Regions from separate parts of the Homo sapiens genome. Here region 1 is linked to region 2. Evidence: chromatin contacts called from ENCODE Hi-C or POLR2A ChIA-PET data. All regions are on one chromosome and are shown on one strand. The core of a region is the stretch at or near the end of the contact, and the rest is flanking DNA. Distances in the headings are between cores, read along the strand shown. Region 1 overlaps ARHGAP15 (Rho GTPase activating protein 15). Region 2 has its middle 44 kb from the start of ARHGAP15.

The links. Hi-C counts contacts between places; a loop is a spot of excess contacts on that map. ChIA-PET counts read pairs that join two places held with the same protein, here RNA polymerase II (POLR2A). Pooled maps may share reads with other maps.
Region 1: a loop to region 2 is called in a pooled map, with 6 times the contacts of the local background. The contact joins two enhancer-like sites. A Hi-C loop is called at or near these places in 6 of 168 maps with a recorded cell type or tissue (B cell, CD8-positive, alpha-beta T cell, MCF 10A and 3 more) and 10 of 50 pooled maps. POLR2A ChIA-PET finds 5 or more read pairs at or near these places in 6 of 52 experiments (AG04449, CD4-positive, alpha-beta T cell, T-cell and 3 more).

What each region holds. Positions count from the first base shown.
Region 1 is chr2:143,255,829-143,262,633 of GRCh38, reverse strand. The region is part of intron 6 of ARHGAP15 (Rho GTPase activating protein 15); the gene reads right to left. Among named protein-coding and RNA genes, the nearest start is that of ARHGAP15, 130 kb to the right of the region's middle. Within about 2 kb of position 3,998, at least 6 of the 41 ENCODE cell types and tissues checked have a DNase peak (open chromatin) inside an H3K27ac peak, as active enhancers do.
Region 2 is chr2:143,081,703-143,088,775 of GRCh38, reverse strand. No RefSeq gene overlaps it. Among named protein-coding and RNA genes, the nearest start is that of ARHGAP15, 44 kb to the left of the region's middle. Within about 2 kb of position 4,920, at least 3 of the 41 ENCODE cell types and tissues checked have a DNase peak (open chromatin) inside an H3K27ac peak, as active enhancers do.

The sequences.
Region 1 (6,805 bases), core at 2,749-5,248, 170 kb before region 2:
AGATGTCTTGTGGTACATCTAGGCCTGATGAGAGCAGTGAACTGTCAACTACAGTGAACAGGGCGTGACAAAGTAAAAAAAAAAAAAAAAAAAAAAAATCAAAGGTTCAGACCCCGCATATACAAAGGTCCGATTGACTCCTTCAGACAAACAAAACCGACTAAACTCCTCCTGGCTGAGGATGAGGAAAATCTAGAATGAGTGAAGGTGGTAGATGATAAATATCAAATATGGCCTCATACACAGTTGCAGTGGAGGAGTGGAGCTTTTTTATTTTTATTTTTTAAACAAAAACATTTTTATTAGCTCTTTTGTAGAGATTGAGGCCAGCCATCATTTTGAAGACATGGCAACAGATTAGATTTAACATGAGATAAGTAAATTTGAATATTGCAAGCGGTAAATTGCATCAGATGCTTCCTGTGCCCTGCTTCACATCCTCTTAGCTGTGTGGGTGTCACTACAGCTGCAGCTGGTGCAACAGTTCTGTGTGGACTTCAACTCCTTTGTACTGACTGCATCTTGCCTCAGCACGCGTTACACATCTTTTACTATCTGCTGTGGATATTTCCTGGTTCTACAGGGTAGGAAACCTGAAAGAGCCTTCTTGACACGCCCACCCATGAACAGCCTGAAACTCAAGATCTAAAGACATTATCCCCACCCAGAGGCAACCAGAAACCAAAGGCTCAGGAGCTAATGAACAAATGCTTCATCTTGTCTATCCTTGGGTGGAAAATTCTGGCAAGTTGTCCTAGCTACCCTATGACCAACTCAATAATGGGTTCTGCATTGGCTTTTCTTCCTTCTGTTTCACTCTTGCTAGTTCTTAATTTCTGCTTTCTTCAATCAAATAAACTGCTTGCACACAATTCCTAGTCTCAAATTTTTCTTTCAGGGGAACCTAGCCTAAGCCAGAAGGCAAATATGATGAAACTATTTGCTTAAAAAGATTTGAAACTAGATTCCTATGAACGAAAAGGGTCGGCCAGGCACCGTGGCTTAGGCCTGTAATCCCAGCACTATGGGAGGCCAAGGCTGGTAATCACCTGAGATCAGGAGTTCGAGACCAGCTTGGCCAACATGGTGAAACCCCGTCTCTACTAAAAATATTAAAAAAAAAAAAAATTAGCCGGGTGTGGTGGTGGGTTCCTGTAATACCAGCTACTCAGGAGACTGAGGCAGGAGAATTGCTTGAACTCAGGAGACGGAGGTTGCAGTGAACCAACACGGTGCCACTGTACTCCACTCAAGCCTGGGTGACAGAGTGAGACTCCGTCTCAAAAAAAAAAAAAAAAAAAAAAAAAAGGTCATTCCTCCAAGATACAGCTGTCACTGTCATAAAATTTAGCATAAACAAATACACCATCAAATGCCCCACTATAAAATGTAACATCCAGCAATTACATAGTAAAGGATTTAAGGTGACATCATTCATTACAGTATATGAATGATCCTCCTGACTAAATGGGAATTTAGTGTTAAGTAGCTGTAAAAGCTGCCAAAGAGCAAATGTTATTGAAACAAACATTAGCAACTTATGACTAAAACCTAGGGCATCCTGACCATAGCTACAAGGTTTACTATCTCTATTATGGAGCCATTAGAAACCACCACAGGGTTGTATCCAAGTCTATTAGGAGAATAATTTAGTTGAAATTTTATACTTACAGATGAAAGAGACAGGGATATAATCATTATCGATTTTACTTTCTTTGCAAGGTTTTATTGTTGTTGTTGTTCATATCCTTCCTAAATGTGAGTAGAATGGAGAACAGAGGAAGGATGGGGAATCGAGCCATCTTCCTAGAGAAGATGAGCAACATTCTTCCATAAGCCAAATTACATATTTTGAAGAAGGAATTATTTTTAGTGGTAGAAATAGCTAGTAACAAAGGGAATATCAAGTATGTATTCACAGATTGAAAATCTTACCCACAAATTTAAAAATAAAACCCAAAAGTCTTACTTTCAATATAGGCATTTCCACATTTTCTTGTAAAGGATAATATTAATTCAGTATATAATTCTCCAGATTTAGTGTAATGGTTCTTTGTTATCTGACTTTTACTAAATCAGAAGGCAGTTTAATGATACAGGGAAATATTCACTAGAAACTGAATATTAACTATTAAATATCATCCCTGAGAATTCAGAAGAAAACTTCAGCTTTCCTCCTGGGGCAATTTTAACTCATTATCTCCTATAATCTTCAAAGACTTGTGATCTATATAAATAGCCATTTAAAGGGTCAAGGTTTTCATTACATACCAAGGAGACTTTCTACGATTATTGGAAACTTAAAACCGTACTAAAATTACAGAGATATCCTAATTCTAATTGGTTCTTGTTAAGAATGAGTTAATACACTGATGCTTGAGAATCATCAAAATTTCTTAAATTTTAACTATTTTATTTTCAACAAAAAGTGCGATGTGAACTGAATAATATTTGTCATTTAACTTGAAAATTCATGAAGAAGGATTACGAGTTTCTGAGTCATTAACAATCCTCCCATTTTAATATAACAATTGAATAAATGGGAAGAAATTTATGAACCTCTGTACATTTTCTTTTTTGACATTCTAAATTATATTATTTCTAAAGTCAAATTCAGTGACTGATAACTTAAAAAAATTCATGCTTAGATCCAAATGAGGGATTAAAGCATCTCATGTATATTCTTATTTAAGCAAAATAGCATATCTTTAGATTCAATAAACCTTCTTAATATTTGGGTATATACTTATTTATTTGCCAACAGAAATGAATGTCGATAAAATTCATCAGTCAACAACAGCCAAGAGTAACTTCTTTAGATAAGCCATGTAAAATACACTTTCACATTCAGGACAAAAGATATCCAAGTATCTCATTTCCTCTCCCTGAATCCTCCATTCCACGACAAGACAGGGAGAAAGGACTGCCATCAGATGAATGACATGTAGGGCCAGAGGATGTCCACATTTATATTTTACCACTTAAAGCTCTTCTTTAAATACCTCCCGAGAGCACCCAGTCAAACCGAATCAGAGAAGCCAGTGTTGAAATGCCAAGTAGCCACCAGATGGCAGCAATGCTTTTATGAATAATGCAGCATTCTTTGCAGTCCATCTAAGATTTCCTATGTTAATAATAGAACAATCCTTACTTTAGTAAAAGGACAAATTTGCTCGTAATGAAGCCAGCATTTTTTTCCATATTGCTAGTTACATTTTGTGGGGTTCAATTGTTTTCTAGTATTTGCCCCCTCCAAATATTTATTTTCATATGCATTAAACATTAAATTGAGGTTGAATTTCATATTGATACTGTAGTAGAAAATGCCTGAAGCTTGAAACAAATATTTTCTTTTCTGATGGACAAATAACATCTGTGGTTGTAAATGTTCCAGTATAGCTGTCAAAAGAGAAGGGTTTCACATAATTTTCTGCCACCCCTATCAGTACATCCTACACATCAAAAGAGTATGTTCGTAACCTCCCTTTCCATGAATTGATTTCAAATCTATCGCAGATCTCAAATATCAGAAGCTTGCCTTTTACTTGATCAAGGGCATGGGAATTTTGAAAATGAAGCATTGCTTAAAATTCAACTTCAAGAAAAAAAAAAAGACCACAATCAAGGTCTTTCTAAGTTACTTGGGAAAGGAATCCTCATTATTGGTATTTCCGTTTTCAAGGTGCTTCAGCAATTTGTTAATTTTGCCACTGTAATTTTTTTAGTTTACACTTGTTCACCCAGAAAGTGAGACTGTTAGAATTTCTCCCAGTGCCGGAAATGCAATGTTAGGTAAATTGATGAGGCTGAGGTCAAGAATCTAATAGCTCTCTACTAAAAAGAAATGCATCTAAACCCTCCATGTGAACACCTCTCCCTTGGTTAAGCCATCTCATACCCATCAGTGTTATCTGAAAAGAGTTCAAACAGCTTCCTTCCTGATTTCTCCCCAACATCAACCATTTCATTTCATTGTTTCACTTAGGCCACCTCTCAACATCCTGTTTTGTTAAGATAAAAGAGCAGCCTCCTCCCCTCTTCAAATACCAAGAATCCTTAACTGCCCTGCAGTGTTTTATATCCTTTTGAATTTTTTTTCTGCTAAATGTTTAGTAGTATGTTTAACTCTTACATTGAGAGACTCTATGCATAGATGCCATAAGTGGCCTTTCCAGTTATGCATAAGTGTGGGCATTTTCCTTTCATCTTGAACTTATTTTTCTGTGCATTTCAAGCCTTTGTTTATGGATGCTTGCTTTGTTATTTTCTTATATTGCTTTAAACATTGCTCTGAGGTTTCAGCTTTGCTCACCGCTGCCCAGATTTTCCTCCTGCTCAGTGGCTTGTGGCATATAAACACTGAATACATATATATATATATGTATTTTTTCTCTTGCTTTCAGATCCAGCTTCATTACCTTATGTTTCTAAAAACTGAATAGCGTCATCTATTTATCAGCCAGTGATCCTATGCTATCCAAAAGCACTCAATTTTATTTCATCCTGTGTCATCCTTATGGACAAGCTGTAAAATGTGATACCATTTACTGGCCCCATCTATTATGTACCAGCTTTAGGGATTAAATTGTTCCTTTTTCTGGAATAGGTCTGTTTGCTATTAAAAATCATACACAGCATGAAATACACATGGCTGCTCTCTTTAAAAATAAAAGATATTGAAACAGATATGAAAAAGGATCCCTTGGCTTGAATATTGTCTTGCTAGCATCAATATATTTTCTATACTTTATAAATGAGATTAAAATAACAAGTAGAAAAACCATACACTTGTTGATTCTACCTTACTCCATAAAATTCCCCAGTGGCAGTGGTTTCTTTTGCCCAGGTTGGAGTGCATCGTGTCAAGTCTCAGGTTTGATCTCCATGTGGCTCAGTTAGTCTCATTCTGCTTATGGGAAAACAGAGAAAGTGCGTTGCAAGCCACAGGAGCCCATGGATGGCATAGAGACTACCACACTAGCTCTACCAAATCATCAAGAAACAGAATATGTTCCATGAGAGGAAGGGATTCACAATATGATGTCGGTAAATGAAGAACAGCATGGTGCATTTAGCCTGGTGTCAGACTAAAACCCAGAATTTATTCCAACTGCACAACTCATATCTTTGAGCTCACATAGCCAGCTATTCCAGAAGGCAATGTGAAGTGAGCTATCCAGTTGTCTAAGTTCATTAGATGACGTGCATCCATTCTTCTGCTGAAATGTTAGAAACAGAAGAAGCCAAGTTGACTTTTTTCTTTTGTTTTATGTTATTTTGGAATTACAAAATTTTGGTTCCCTTCACTAATTGGGGACCAAAATGTACTAATACTACTATTTTCAATCTTTACTGTCATCCGGTTGCATGCTGCTTTGATAGTTCAAAAAGAATGAATCTAGTAAGGCAGCATTATGCCCTCTAGTAATGAAACAATGAAGGTGTGCAAATGAGCATACATCCTTGATGTCTAAGGCTTTGACTAGTGAGTTTCACGGGATCACCCAGGCAACATAAAGTTCGTGTTGTTTTCCCTAACGATACACTTAGTTTATAAATCTTAATTCTAGATGTCTAGAATATATTTTTTAAAAAAGTTTTATTATTTCTTAGAAAATTAAACGTGCAAAAAGACAGTGGTTCCCAAGTCACATTATCTGAACCAATAGGCATGTTCTTCATTTGCAGAATGTACTTTCCATCCATCTTCTTGTTTCTGTTTCTCCTTTCATCAGTCAAAGCTAACATGCTCTCTTGATCTCATCTAGATTCTTACAATCAATTTTATTTCCTGTCCCCAGATTCTATCATTTGCACTCAATCTTTATATACCCCTGACATTCATATTCTTAAATCAAATCTCTAATTATAAAATTTTATGCCTCCCTCTGTGCAAAATCTGTGTGACCGCATCAACAAAAGTGAAGCTAAACATCATACAAATAATCATATCTCTTTCCCTTCAATCAGAAAAACAGTATTGTACTGATACCTCAGTAGGGGAGTAATAAGTGTCACTATTGTCCCTCTTTCACTTGGGGCATAGTTGCTACACTTGTTTCTATGTTACCTTTTGCAAGTTTCTATTAACAGCTTGGTAGGGCTTTCAAGGTGATATGCTTTTAAGTATTAATTTGAATATGTCATTGATTAATTAATTGGATATTACATTAATGCCACTAAGAATAGCACATTAAAAATAAGATTAAGGATCTATATTCTTAGTCACACAATAAAAAGATTTTCATGTTGTGTATTAAATATCAGTCTATTAAGTTCAGAAGGCAACAGAAAGACCAGAAGTAGAGCAGAAATTTTGAGTTACATTTCACAGATATTTACCTCTCTCAACCCTATTCTTCTAAAATTCATATCTGGAATTTCCCTCAAAACATTGTGAGATGATGTGGTTAGTAGATGAATAATGAAAGTCTGCTGTATTTGTATTAAAATCACTTCTTTGTAGTTGCTCTCAAACAAACATACAGGATTGCTTCATTTTAGTATTAACACAGATGGGCAGGTGAGGTGAGGACTGTCATCTCTTATTTCCTTGGTGTGACAAAGTTGGAGGAGGATCCTGCTGTGAGTTCTGCATAAAGTTACAACTGACATAGCCCAAATTGGAACACACATCCCCAGACCCATGTGTTCTCTCCACTGCACCTCCTGAATGTTGGATGAATATCTAATAGGTAGATGAAATGATTGGGGACAAGCTGTAGGGCAAAAAACAACTGTGTTAGACGTGAATGTTTCTCTTACTCTGGTCTATTTTTAATGCCGTGTCTTTTAAGATACTTTA
Region 2 (7,073 bases), core at 3,671-6,170:
TGGACTAATCTATTATTTAATAGAAGCAATAATGTTAATATAAGTAACATGAAGATATTGCCCATTACATAAGCTTACATCAGACTGGAAATATCCACCGACAGTTACAGGCTAATATTAGCAAATGATTTCCTAATTAGTTCCCCGGTTCAGGGGGAGAGAAAGAGGAAATGGTCAGAAACCAACCATTGTAGGCAATATAATGGCCTCCAGAATGTCCATGCCCTAATCCCTAGAATCTATAAATATGTTACCTTACATGGCAAAAGGGACTTTGCAGGTGTGACTAGGGTTAAGAACCTTGAGATTGGGAAATATCATTATCCCAATCTCAATTATCGCTGTGTGTCTATCGAGTCATATGGCTCCTTAAAAGCTGAGAACCTTTCCCAACTGTGATGAGAGACTCCAGAGCAATAATGAGACAGATGCAATGTTGCTGGCTGGAGAAAGGGGCCATGAGCCAAGAAATGTGGGCAGCCTCTAGAAGCTGGAAGAGGTAAGGAAAAGGATTCCTCTCTGGATCTTCCAGAAACTATTTCAGCCCTGTCAACCCCCCGATATTAGCCCAGTGAAGCCCATGTTAGACATCCAACGTGCAGAACTGTAAGATAATAAGTGTGTGTTGTTCTAAGCCACTAAATTTATAGTAATTTGTTATAGCAGCAGCAGTAAATTAATTCCCCAACCTAGGATAGAAGTTGAAGAAAACAAAGCTTAATTGAGGAGGCGGTGAATTATAGTAACAGAAGCAGATGGTAACTTGAGGAAGGAACGATAATTTGGGGAAGGAACAGAAGTTAATTCTCATGTAGGATCCATCCCAGATGTTGGGGAACAATAGTGGGTACTATCAGATAATTTTATTTTTTCCTCTTTGGCCTCTTGCTCATGATAGATCTGAGAAGACACTTCCACATTGCTTATGCTGGCTGGATATTAAAATATGTTGCAAGTGTCTCATTCTCCAATTAGTAGAAAGGGTTATAACCAGATACAACAAGCAAGTATGTAACCAAAGCTGCTAAATAATGAGCAGAAGCAAAATGAGGCTTTGGAACGTGGTTAAGCCAGACTACTCATGTTTATCAAGTAGGACTAGGTATTTAAGGGCCATGAAACAGGAGATCATTTATAAAAAATTATTCTCATTTTGGTTAATCATGAAATCTAAAAAGTATGTTTAGCTATTGAGGAGGAAGTAATGTTTTGGTTAAAGTAGGCAAATTACTCCTATGAGCATGTCAGGTAGGGATTGCTTCTAGTAGAAAATATTTTTTGTTTGCATTTTTAACATTAAGTTAATTAATAATTTATTATTGTAGATTGGATGAAAGTTTTGTGTGGAGTGAGATTACTCTATTTCCCCTAATTTCCTGTCTATACATTCTTTTCAAAGCTTTCCAGGCTAGCAGGAAAAAGAAACAAACAAAAAACCAAAAACCTGCCCAGTATGTCCCTAGGGCTGAGGGGTTTTTGACCTTGAGAGCTGAGATCAAGACAGTACCAATACTCAGGGGATACACGTCATACTCTATGGGTTTTAGGAGCTGGGATTTGGTTACTATCAGTTAAAGGCATACCACAGAGATATTGCAGGTTCAGTTCCAGACCACCATAATAAAGCACATGATAAACCACATATGAATTGAGTCATACAAATTTTTTGGTTTCTCAGCCCATATAAAAGTAATATTTACACTACACTGTAGTCTATTAAGTGTACAATAGCATATGTCCAAAAATGTACTTTTCAATTAAAGAATATTACTAAAAAATGCTAACAATCATCGAAGACCCCAGCCTTCAGCTGGTGGAGGGTCTTGCCTCAATGTCGATGGTTGCTGACTGAGCAGAATGGTGGTTGCTGCAAGTTGGGATGGCTGTTGCAATTTCTTAAAATAAGAAAATGAAGTTTGCAGAATCAGTTGACTCTTCTTTTCGTGAAAGAATCCTCTGCAGCCTGTGATGTTGTTTGATGGCATTTTACCCACAATAGAACTTCTTTCAAAATTAGAGATAATCCTCTCAAAACCTATCACTGTTTTATCAACCAAGTTCATGAAATATTCAAAATCCTTTGTTGTCATTTCAATGATCACAGCATAGTCATCAGAGGAAGATTCCACCTCAAAAAACAAAACAACAAAATAAAACAAAACAAACCAAAAACCACATTCTTTGCTCATCCATAAGAAACAACTCATCATCTGTTAAAGTTTTATCAGGAGACTGAAGCAATTCAGTCACATCTTCAGGCTACACTTCTAATCCTAGTTCTTTTACTATTTCTACAACATCTGCATATACTCCCTCCACTGAAGTCTTGAACTCCTCAAAGCCATCCATGAGGATTGGAATCAACTTCTAATCTCCTAGTATCCGTGATATTTTTACCTCCTCACATGAATCATGAAATATTCCTAGTGGCACCTAGAATGGTGAAACATTTAAAAAATATTTTCAATTTTCTTTGCTCACATCCATTAGAGGAATCACTATCTATGGCATCTATAGCCTTGCAAAATGTATTTCTTAAAGAATAAGACTTGCAAATCAAAATTACTCCTTGTTCCATGGGCTGCAGAATGGATGTTGCATTAGCCGGTATGAAAACAACATTAATCTATCAGAGTTCTTTGTGACCATGTGCATAGTCAATGAGCAGTAATATTTTGAAAGGAATCTTTTTCTGTGAGCAGTGGGTCTGTATAATAGATTTAAGTATTCAGTAAATCCTGCTCTAAACAGATGTGCTGTCATCCAGACTTTGTTGCTTCATTTATAGAACATAGACAGAGTAAATTTGGCATAATTCTTAAGGTTCCTAGAATTTTTAGAATGGTAAATGAGCATTGGCTTCAATATAACGTCACCAGCTGCATTAGCCCCTAACAAGAGAGTCAGCCTGTTCTTTGAATCTTTGAAGCCAGGCGTTGTCTTCTATGTTCTAGCTGCGAAAGTCTTAGATGGGATCTTCTTCCACTAGAAGTCTATTTCCTCTACTTGAAAACCTGTTGTATGGTGTAGCTAGATCTTCTGGGTACTTTGCTGCAGCTTCTAGGTCAGCATTTGCTGTTTCACCTTACAGTTTTATGTTATGGAGCTGGCTTCTTCCTTAAACCTCATGAAGCAACCTCTTCAGCAGTGCCCTTACCTGTAAGCCTTCACAGAATTAAAGAGTTAGGGCCTTGCTCTGGATTAGCCTTTAGCTCTTAAGGGAACATTGTATGACCTGTTTGATCTTCTATCCAGTCCTCCCAAACTTTCTTCATGTCAGCAATAAGGTTGTTTTGCTTTCTTATCATTTTTGTGTTCACCGGAGTAGCACTTTTAATTTCCTTCAAGAGCTTTATTTTGCATTCACACATTAACTAAACCATTTGGCAAAAGAGGCCTAGCTTTCAGCCTGTCTCTGCTTTCAACATGCCTTCCTCACTAAGGTTAGTCATTTCTAGCTTTTGATTTAAAGTGAGAGACCTGTGACACTTCCTTTGACTAGAACACTTAGAGACCATTGTAAAGTTATTATTAACTGGCATAATTTTAATATTGTGTCTTGGGGAGTAGGGATGCCCATGCAGAGAAAGAAAGACAGGGAAATGGCCAGTGGAGCAATCAGAACACACACATTTATTGGTTAAGTTCACCAAGTTATACGGGCATGGTTTGTGGCATCCCAAGACAATTATAATAGTAACATCAAAGATCACTGATCACAGATCACCATAACAGATATAATAATGAAAAAGCTTGCAATGTCACAAGAATTACCAAAATATGACACTGAGACATGAAGGGAGCACACACTGTTAGAAAAATGGTGTCAATGGACTTGTGTGACACAGTTGCCATAGACCTTCAATTTGTATGAAATGAAATATCCACAAAGTGCAATAAAGCGAAATGCAATAAGGCAATGTATGCCTGTATAGAACATGCAGTATGCATGAATTATTGCTTTCTTTTCCTGAAAGTTAGTGTGAAAGCAGTGAAAGCAGGTATGGAGAAAGCAAGGAAAATGTTACAGGCGCCCACCCTTCCTGGCTGGAATGGAGTTTGGCATATGGTCAGAGTTGCGCATGTATTTCCTGTAAATCAATGAATAGTTCCTGCATTCAATGCTAAATATTCCATATTTTAAACAAGTGTGTGGTGACTGAAGCCAGAGAATCCTGTGAAAGACTATCACCTCTGTCAGGAGAGAGGCAGGTTTATAAAGAGGCTTAAGCAGCTAAACAAAATAATCAGTAATAATCTGCAATATTGTTATCCCCCTAAGGGATTGTGTAGCAATTGAGAATTGTAGAATCCCCACAGAAACACAGTATAGAAGGGAGAGGGAAAAGGAACAGGCATAATTAGAACCTAAGGGTTCTAGACTTTGACTACTTTGGTCCTCAGTTTCTACATCTGTACAAAGTGGGGATGTAGAATTTTAGGGCCCCAATGACCTCTAAACAAACTGCAGCTCTTCAATGGAGGCAACATGCCAGAAGCCTATATTCTTTAAATAAGTCCAGTGTGGACAGTTTTTCCTCCATTACTGGAAAACAGGACACTTTGATTGACTTCCAGGTCATGTATCTAATTTGTATTTTGAGTAAAAAAAATAGTACAAAATAGACCTCATATAAACACTAGAATCCTATTGGGAAATGCTCTGGGAAATGCTTGTTCCTGAAAGACACTTGAGAGGCAGGAGGAATTTTTGTCAGTTTGGCCACATTCAACCTGGGTCCTCAGCTCACTGAAAGGAATGAAGAGCTGCATCATCCACCTACACAATTTAGGCCATTCTTTATTTTTAATTTATTTTGACTGAGCACATTTAGTCCAAGCGTTTGAAAGTGAAACATTCTGCATGCAACAATGCCACCGTATTTAGATGATGCCATTTCCTCTCTGACTCACTCATTACTGCTCATGAAGAAAACCTGAGAAGTTGAGTCTTCTGAGGAATTCCAGAAACTGAAAAAAAAAAAAAAAAAAGAAAAGAGGAAGTCTTCTTTTATCCCTGTTGTTAGGATTAAAACTCTCCTCTTCACTTTCATAAGACTTGGTGGAAGTACCTCTGTTAGCTTATTCTGACTTAGATTTAATGATATTTATCTTTATTTCTAATTCTTGTTCTTTGGGAGTTGGAATCCTATTTCTCTATTTTCTATATATATATATATATATAAATGCTAAAATAATTCTAACACAGGATTTTTTTTTTTTTTTTTTGAGACAGGGTCTGGCTCTGTCACGCAGGCTGGAGTTCAGTGTCACAATCTCAGCTCAATGCAGACTCAACCTCCCAGGGTCAAGCAATCCTTCCACTTCAGCCTCTTGAGTAGCTGGGACCACAAGAGTGCACCACCAGACCTGGCTACTTTTTGTATTTTTTGTAGAGAGGGGGTTCACCAGGTTGCCCAGGCTGGTCTCAAACTCTTGAACTGAAACGATCTGCCCACCTCACCCTCCCAAAGTGCTATCATGCCTGGCCCTCAAACAGGATTTTTAATGATGCAATAATTGAACCAGTCCCTTACAGTTGTGCATTTGATTCCTGCTTTCTATCTTTATAAATAATATTTAGACAAGCTTTCCTGAATATAATCTTTATGAATTTTTCTGGAGTCTATTATGTTTCCAAAGGTAGCTACAACCAGAAAGCCCATCTATGTGGTCTCCCACAGTATGCCTATGCTGCTTCAGCATCAAGAAGTAGTATGAATTTCCCCTTCCTTGGGATCTAGGCTAGCCCTGTGACTTGTTCTGGTCAGTAGAATCTGGTGGAAGTGACACTGGGAAACTTTCAAAGCTTGGCCTAAAGACATCTACAGCTTTTGCTGTCACGACTTAAAATGCTCGCTTTTGGGATCTAGTCACCATGAAAAGGGGCCTGAGCATCCATGGGGTGGGGTAGGGTGGGAGTGGGCAGAAAGAGAGAGATAGAAGTCTCAGGTGTCCAGCATCTCAGCTATCCCTGCTAAAGTGCCAGATATGTAAGTCAAGTCATCTTAGTTATTCCAGCCCCAGATGCCATTGGAGTGGAATTTAACCCTGTAAGACATTCCAGACAATGACATGTAAGTGGAAAAACCACTCCAGCTGAGCCCTGTCCAATTTATGATTTACAGAATTATGGGCAAATCAAAACATTGTTCTCCCAGCCATGAAATTTATGCAGCAATAGATAATTAAAACATTTTTAAATTTAGAAAAATGCTTAGAAATACAATTATATTTCTAGTTTTTAGAAGGATAATATTTCTGGAAAATACCAAGCAGAGGTCTTTCTGGTCTCCTTAAATCATGATTCCTATGAGTTCTCATAGGGGATTTTAGATTTAGGGAGACACAGATACAGTGTAACATAATTCATTGTTCAGCTATGTGAAATTAGGCTTTCCTGAATTCTTCATTGAGACTTATAGTCTGGAAAATCAGAAACCTTATCAAGAGGAAAACGGGTGTTAAAAGAAAAACTTCAACCGAATTAAGTTTAAAGGAGTTTAATTCAGCAATGAATTATTCATGAATTGGGCAGCCTTCTGAGCCAGAGTAGGCTTAGAGACTCCAGCACACCCAGTTAGTGGAAGAAAATTTATGGACAGAAAAAGGAAAGTGACGTACAGAGAATGGAAGTGAGGTATTGGTTACAGCTTGGTGTTTGCCTTACTTGAACATGGTTTGAACAGTTGGCTACCTTTGATTGGTCAAAACTCAATGATTGGCACAAGTGTAGGCTACCGTCTGTTTACACCTCCATTTGTTATAGTTTACAATGTACAGAAAAACATTAAGGCCAAGCTTAAGATATGTAAGGAGGCAGGTTTAAACCTAACTTGATTTAACAAGGGTTTAAAAGTCACTTAAAATAGTAAACATGTGAAGAAGCAAATCTGGTGGACTAGGTCTATACAGTTATTCTCTAAGCAGTGATTCACAGACTTTAGCGTGTGTCAGATCACTGGGCTCCACCCTCAGAGTTCCTGAACAACTAGGTAGAGCCCAAGAATTTGTGTGTCAACTACTATTAAGACATTGCTGTTGCTGTTGGTCCAGGGACCACACTTTAAGAA